Linked DNA regions of Homo sapiens: region 2 is linked to region 1. The links are chromatin loops, found by intact Hi-C in ENCODE. Cell type or tissue: ascending aorta. All regions are shown on one strand.

Region 1 (4,000 bases):
GGTTCTCTCACACACGTGCTTATCAGTCTCCTGTAAGAAGTTTGTCATTTAGTGAACTATGGGTATTAGGAACAAGTTACTGGAAGAGAAGTCTGCCAAGAATAAAACTTTAAAACCAGCCTATAAAGCAGGAGAATGTTATTAAGGCTTCAAAATCCATGTTTAAAGCAAACTATAATTGGCCATTGGGTAGATATTCTTAAAAACAGAAGGTCTCTTCCTAGCCAGCTCTCAATGTGGGCCACTTATTTACTTACCTTTTGGTGTTACTCTGAAAAATATGAGCACAATCACTTTAACCATCTTTTTTTTGGCACCAAGAATTTCTAAGGTTGATGCACTTCTCTTTTGTGTGCTTTAAGTGTGTTAATATATAGATTTCAGATAAATGGAAGCGATAAAGAAATTCAAATAGTCTACTTTTAAGTAACGTGTAAAGTTACACTAATATATATTTAGATAGAGAAAAATTATGCCTGATTAGGGCATAGACTAGGTGAGGGCAGTAAGGAACTGCACTTGGACACAAAATTTAGAGGGCACTAAACATCTCAGTGGTCAAGATAAATAGTACTTTAATTAATTAATTAATGTATTTTTAAATTGTATATATATTTAAGTATATAACATGATGTTTTAGACATTTCCTATTTTAAGATATTTTAAAAAGTCATAATTAATGCAAAAAAGAACCTATAACAAAGAAAATATCAAAATTTTAAATAAGGACAGGGTCAATTTTAGTGATGTCTCTCCCTGCCTTAGGCTCCAACATGGCTCCACATGGCACTGTTACTGATTGTGATTTTTATTTCAAAATTTGATCTTTAATTTATCATGGACTTTTTTGCATTTTAATTTTTTTAAATGTTGCATTCAAATATTATTTATCTTGATTACTGTTGTTTTTGGTGACCCCTTAAATGCTATCTGAGGCAGGTACTCACTCACCTCTTCCTAGTTTAGCTCTAACATAGATGCACACACACAATCCATGCATGCACTTCACAGTGGCGTCACCCCTGGTTCCCTGCACTGACCGGGGAGGTTGGACTTGTGAAAATGGAGGATAAAAGCTTTTTAATAATTTGCCCCCAAATCACGTAACTATTAAGAGAGCAGCTAGAATGGAAACCCTGGTCGGTGGTATATCTGAGCCCCATATATTTTCTAGCTTTATTGAGGAATAATTGACCATTAAAAATTATATATATATATGGTTCATAACTTGATGATTTCATATACATGCACATTGAGAAATAATCACAGTTAAGCTTATTCACATATTCATCATTTCCTACAGTTACCATCATTTTTTTTGTGTGTATATATATGTGTGTGTGAGAACACTTAAGAATGTTCTCACCAAATATTTGCCCTCTTAGCAAATTTTCAGTACACTATGCAATATTAATAACTACAGGTACAGTGTTGTGCATTCGATGTCCAGAAACTTGAATAGCTAAAGCTTTGTACCCTTTAACCATCACTCACCTTCCTGGTATCTCCTCAGCCTCTGGCAACCACCATCCTACTCACTGATTCTATAAATTTCACTACTTTAGATTTCACATATAAGTGACATTTTGAAGTATTTTAACCATTTTGCTACATTGTTTCTCCCTTTCTGTTCATAGTTATCATAACACAATAACAAACTCAATTCAACAAACACCTGTTAAGTATCTATTTCATCCCTTGTGACACTTTGCTGGAAAATTTGAAGGTAAATAGGACACTTTTGTTTCATGACCCATGGAGAAATATATAAACCTATTTGACTAACTGTACTGAATGTGGCAATTGCTTTTCCCCACTGATTAGCCTGCAATCACATAAACTCAATACTTCATTTCCATAGAGGCTGCACTGGCAACCAAGCTTGACCTTGGTGTGAGAAAGCGAGAAACAAAAGCAGGAAGTGTGGAGCATGTGACTTATCCCAAGTGCTGTTACTTTACCCTTTTTTTTTTTACCATGTGACTTCATTTAACCTTCATAAAAATCATGTGTGATATTGATGCTTTTATTATCCTAATGGAGAGGTTCTCAGAGGTTCATAAACTGTTCAACATCACAAACGTAAACAGAACTGGGACTCAAACTCAGCTTTCTTTGACACTCCTTTTCTAGGATTCCTCACGAAGGACTTTATAAGCTTCTCTAAGTGCTAATACTTCCCTACTGCCTGTATTGGGAAAAGACAGGTCACTGTGTCCTACGCACGGCATGCCAGTAAATGTCCTTACTAGAAATGTTTTTGACCGTCCCAGTCCAAGAAAAAGCCAAGAAAGGTTTGAGAACACAGTACTCCTTTAGGGAAGTCGGCATTTTTTTTTTCTTCGTTGTTTGCTTTGGCATATTTCAGATTTTAAACATACACAATTCACAGCAAATGGGATATAGTGCCTCCAGAAAGAATTATTCAGAAGTCTTTAATCAGAAATTTTGTTCTCATTTTCAGTGCCCTGAAACCACGTAGCTTTTCTTAGTACATTATCTTTGAATCAATCTATGCTAGGCCATCAGTAAGAAAAACAACTTTCAAATATCTCCCATTGTGCAAAAACTGTGATCTGGAACAGTACAGCATTAGTGGTGACAGAATAATAAGGCCATTTATACTTTTCTGCTTGGTAATTCATAAAACCAAGTTGCATCTAAGTAATTTTTTTAGCATTATGCTTTTGCCATGTCCGTGAACATATGCTAATGAATGAAATCAACAGATTTCTTTTTTTGTATAAACAAACCTTATCTTTTAAACCAGAAACGAATTCCCAAGCTAAGTGTCCAAATATACTTTCCTAAGCCCATGTGAAGTAGTCCATTATATTATTTGGGGAATTATGCTACAAAGAAAAAGATGAAAATTTTATATTTATTTAAACCTAATAAGAAAATAGTGTGAATTGAACACGTGTTTATCTTCATTCTTGCCTGAAACCACACTTAAATGACAAGGAATTTTAAAAAGTATTAATCAATGAGAGCATAGTAATAAGAGAGCAAACAATAATAGATAAGTGATATCAAATCATTTTTGGAAGATAAAGAGAATGGAGGAAAAAACACCTGATAAAGCAAAGTAGTGGAGGCTTCAAGTAACTATCTGGGGGGTTACTGATGAAAGATCAGCTCACTGAACTCTCAGATCCTCTAATCGCTCAATGATAGAAGGTGTGAGGTACCTCAGGTGTGGGTGCAAACAGAGAGCATACCTCCTTCCCCTCCTCTCCTCTTTCTCCAACTGAGAAAATGGACTTCGAAGACTCACTAAGTGGGAACATGGGCACAAAGAAAAGAAGTGGTGAGAAGTGAAGAGCTAAAACAAAAATAGATGTATTTAGTTAAAGTCTAAAAACTAAATGGGAATACCCACCCCTAAGCCCCGTGCCCCTACTCCTTATCCAGATGCTAATATCCAGCACACCACTAACCACACACACTGTCCTATGGAAGAGTAGAAGCCCTTTCTTAGGAGAAACAGTAAGATTCCAGAGAAAGGCCGTTCAGACACTGACATTTTGGAGGCTGTCAAGGAAAAGCCAGCTTCCTACCCAATCACCCTGCAATGAAAATCACCAGGCCACAAGCACTGCCATCAATTCATTAACATGCCATTCTTAAATATGAACGGACAGGAAGATCACAACATATTTGAGGAAAGCCTCCATCATGAAAAGCAGAGGCCAAAACAATTGAGGATAAAATTCAGAGAGGCAATGTTAGGGGAAGAAGAGCGTACTTTTTTAAAAAAAGAGAGCAATAACTCGGGAGGCTGAGGCAGGAGAATGGCGTGAACCCGGGAGGCGGAGCTTGCAGAGAGGCGAGATCGAGCCACTGCACTCCAGCCTGGGCGACAGAGCGAGACTTCGTCTCAACAAAAAAAAAAAAAAAAAAAAAAAAAAAAAAAAAAAAAAGAGAGAGAGAGAGCAATAGTTAATAACCTCAGAGAAGCAGAAATTAATATTGTGCCCATTAAAAAAACCCAAAAGAA
Region 2 (4,000 bases), 68 kb before region 1:
TATCTAATTGCCTACTCAGCATTTACATTTGGAGATCTAATAGGTATTTTAAAAGCCTTGCATGTCCAAAACCAAACTCCAGCTATTCACCCTTCAAATCTGTTTCTCTCAAAATCATCTTCATCTCAGGAAACGGCAGCTTCATCTATCTAGTTATTCAACTTTGAATAACTTTGAATAACCCTGAATAACCCTGAAACTTTGAATCAATCTCAATACCCCACACCCAACCCCTCAGCAGATCCTGTCCACTCTACTTCCCAAAGTACACATTTCTTACCACCTCCAATGTCACCACTCTTATACGTGGCACCATCAAGCCTCATCTGAAATATTTTGATAGCTTTGTAGCTAGTTTCCTTGTTTCTTCCCTTGTCCATATTCAAGCTATTCCCAACACAGCAGCCACACATATGTCAGATCCTTTTCATTTATTCCTCAGAAACTGCCAATACCTTCCATCTCACTCTGAGTGACAACAAAGGCCTTATAATGTCCTAAAGTCCCCATATGATCACTCTATAATCTCCCTAGATGATCCCCACCATTACCATTCTCATCTCCTGAAGCACATCTCCTATAACTCTGTGCTCCTCTCATGTCCCTCCACCCATGCTGGCCTCTGTATTATTTCTCTGACATACCAGAGACAGTTTTCCCTCAGGACTTCCACAATGACTATGAATAACCTGTGCCTGGGATGATGTTTTGCCTAGATATGTGCCTGGCTTGATTTCTCGGCTTCTTAATTATGTTACTCAGAGTTCACCTTTTCATTGAAATCTTCCCTGACCCCTTATTTCTCTTCACCCTCCCCTTCTTCATTTTTCTACTTAAAAATGTATTTTCATACAGCATAGAGAACACTTTACTTATTTATCTTGTTATATCTCCACTAAAATGTAAGTTCTATCAGGTTAGAATTTTTGTTGTTGTTGTTTTTTGTTTTGTTTTGTTCATTGCTCTGCCCTCAGCGCCTAACAAAATTTCCAGGCTGGTGCGGTGGCTCATACCTGTAATCCCAGGACTTTGGGAGGCTGAGGCGGGTGGATCACAAGGTCAAGAGATCGAGACCATCCTGGCCAACATGGTGAAACCCCGTCTCTACTAAAAATACAAAAATTAGCTGTGATGTGGTGTAGTGTGGTGATGTGCGCCTGTAGTCCCAGCTACTCAGGAGTCTGAGGCAGGAGAATCGCTTGAACCTGAGAGGTGGAGGTTGCAGAGAGCCAAGATTGCGCCACTGCACTCCAACCTGGCAACGACAATAACAATAACAACAAGATTCCTGACACATAGCAAATTCTCACTGAATACTGGGTTAATAAATGTATAAATGGTTACTTCTGAGTAGGCACTGACTGAAAAAATACAAGGCAAAAGTTTTTGTGAATACAGTTATGCCTTTAACTAAGTTCTCCTCTTTAAATCATAAAATCACATAATACATTCAAAGAGGAGCAGAAAAGGTATGCACAGGAGGATATTCTGAAACTCTCTTAAATTTTCAAACTTACAGACAGTATTTGGAACGCACATGGGGTTTTCAAATCCCTTGTGATGACTTTCTGTTTCTCTCTGAGGTCCTTGATACAGAGATTGCGATCAGTGCTTAATAGTTCTGCCAATGTAATCTTGCCAAAATACAAAGCCTCAGCATGTCACTCCTCTGGTTAAAATCCTTTAGAATTGCTTATGACTTGATATAGTTTCACTGTGTCCCCACCCAAATCTCACATTAAATTGTAGCTCTCATAATTCCCACGTGGAGGGATCCAGTGGGAGATAATTGAATCAGGGGGGCGGTTTCCCCCATGCTGTTCTTGTGGTAGTGAATAAGTCTCATGAGATCTGATAGTTTTATAAAGGGAAACCCCTTTCACTTGGTTCTCATTCTCTCTTATCTGCCACCCTGTAAAACGTGCCTTTCACCTTCTGCCATGATTGTGAGGCCTTTCTAGCCATGTGGAACTGTGAGTCCATTAAACTTCTTTTTCTTTATAAATTACCCAGTCTCAGGTATGTCTTTATTAACAGCATAAAAATGGACTACTACATTCCTATAGCAAAGCTTCTCAAATTCTCGTCTGCATCAGATTCATCAGGAAGGCTTCTTAAAACACAGACTGGTGAGTTGCATCTCAAAGTTTCAAATTCAATAAGTCTGGGGAGGCACCACAGAATTTCTATTTCTATCAAGCCCCCAGGTGATTCTGTTGTTGCTGGTGTTGGGACTGCACTTTTTAAATCACTAGGCTAAATAAAAAGTGAACAGGGTTGCTTGGCATATGTCTCCCACAAATGAATCTACATGATGTATTTCAGAAGTAAGCCATATGGGCCTTCTAGGCAAGCCCACTGGGAGATTTCTTGGAATGCTTTTCCAGATTTACTCCTGATCAATCCTTCCATGGTTCCTACTCAGACTCCACTCTGCAATTTGATCCCTTGGGGTTGATATGAAGAATGGTTCTTACTCAGTCTCCAGAGAAACCCTTCCAGGGACATTCCTGAAAGCCCAGTCAGAAGACTAAGTTCTGGGAACCACTGGTGTCTACATTAGTCAGCCATCTGTAGCCACCAGCCAACAAGGTATGATAACAACGAAAGCCAGTATTTATCTAAGCACTTACTACGTGCCCGGATATTTGCTAAGAACTTTACACATATTATCTTATTTAATCCTCTCAAAAATCCTACAAGGCAGGTGCCATTATCTCTATAGATGAGAAAATGGAACTTCATCAAGATTAAGTATTAATTAAATAATAACTAAATAGCTTGTTAGTGGCAAAGCTTGGACTTGAGCCCAGACATTCAAATTCCAGAGGCCAAAATCACAACCACATTTCTGTACTACCTTTTCCTAAATATAAATCTGCAAAGATAAAAACTAAAATGATTAAAGTATTTGGTTCTCAACCTGAATGGAGAATGTTCAGGCCAAACTGACAATCACAACTGAATCAATTTTTAAAATGATTAGTATTGTAAGGTTTATTTGTCTCCAAATCAATTTTTACTTTTTTCTTCACTTAAAACTGTATTTTCATCAAATAGTTAAAAATTTAAAAATTGTTAAAATTCTAACCCAAAAAAATTAATGAAGAAAAATTATTCAAAAACTTCTAAAATTTTAAGCGGCTACAAATTAGTCTGATACAGTGCCCAAGATATGCTAATTTTCCTTGTAGTAGCTATTATCTTGCATTTGGGCCCATGGCTTCCATCATTTGCATTTAAAATACAGTACTGATAAAGCCCAGGCAAAGGTATATTTCAACCTTGATACTCAGTAGTCTGTGAACCAACTGCATGGGCAAAACCTGGGGGCTTCTCAGAACTGCAGAATCTCAGATACCACCCCACACCTCCTCAATCAGCATCAGATCCCAGGTGGTCACGTTATGTACTTGTTACTAAATTTTAAATCCAGGCATACTGGTAAGAAGTGTCATATTGTTAAAGTGCCCTGGTCCACATGAGGCAGAATAAGTAGTCAAGGAACTGACCGTGTTCTCTGGATGCAGCAACCCTGGTGACTGTAGAGCCAACACAATAAGCCTCAGCATTTGCACTGTAATTGAGCTCACTCAAGCAAAGGTATCTCCAGTAGGGAATTTCCTCTGGAGAGAGCACGCGCACTTTAATTTTACCGATCCTCAAACTGATCCTTTGCTCATTTTAATAGTAAAAAAACACACCCCTGGGTAGAGATTTAAGATGCTAATGAGACATATGACGTATGAACAAGCATGTATAGCTACTGCACTTGTGCACCCAGAGGACCACCCAAAACATGCTTATTCTTTCCACCCCCTCATGAATAATCATGTAAGACTCTCTAGCGCCAGTCCGATCCTTAGAAGCAGCCCGACTGGAACTCTCTCTCTCAGAGTATAATGTCTATTCTGCACCTAACTTACAAAATATTCTTTTTCCCCTGCAGTAAATTACTCTATGCTGCATCTCTTTTGCTGTGTGTTTCTTGTTTAAATTC

What was found. Hi-C counts contacts between places; a loop is a spot of excess contacts. Peaks named below come from ENCODE experiments on the same cell type or tissue, not always from the same donor. Only the 100,000 strongest peaks of a DNase experiment are listed, where the experiment ranks them.
Region 2: a loop joins it to region 1, with 2.3 times the contacts of the local background. A loop is called at or near these places in 1 of 110 quality-filtered maps.

The regions. Positions count from the first base shown.
Region 1 is chr3:21,784,060-21,788,059 of GRCh38, forward strand. It overlaps a transcript of ZNF385D not described here. Among named protein-coding and RNA genes, the nearest start is that of ZNF385D, 35 kb to the left of the region's middle. In ascending aorta, no CTCF peak of the experiment used is centred here; a DNase peak (open chromatin) is centred at 2,232; H3K27ac peaks cover 3,533 bases.
Region 2 is chr3:21,715,851-21,719,850 of GRCh38, forward strand. The region is part of intron 1 of ZNF385D (zinc finger protein 385D); the gene reads right to left. Among named protein-coding and RNA genes, the nearest start is that of ZNF385D, 33 kb to the right of the region's middle. In ascending aorta, no CTCF peak of the experiment used is centred here; a DNase peak (open chromatin) is centred at 2,471; H3K27ac peaks cover 3,930 bases.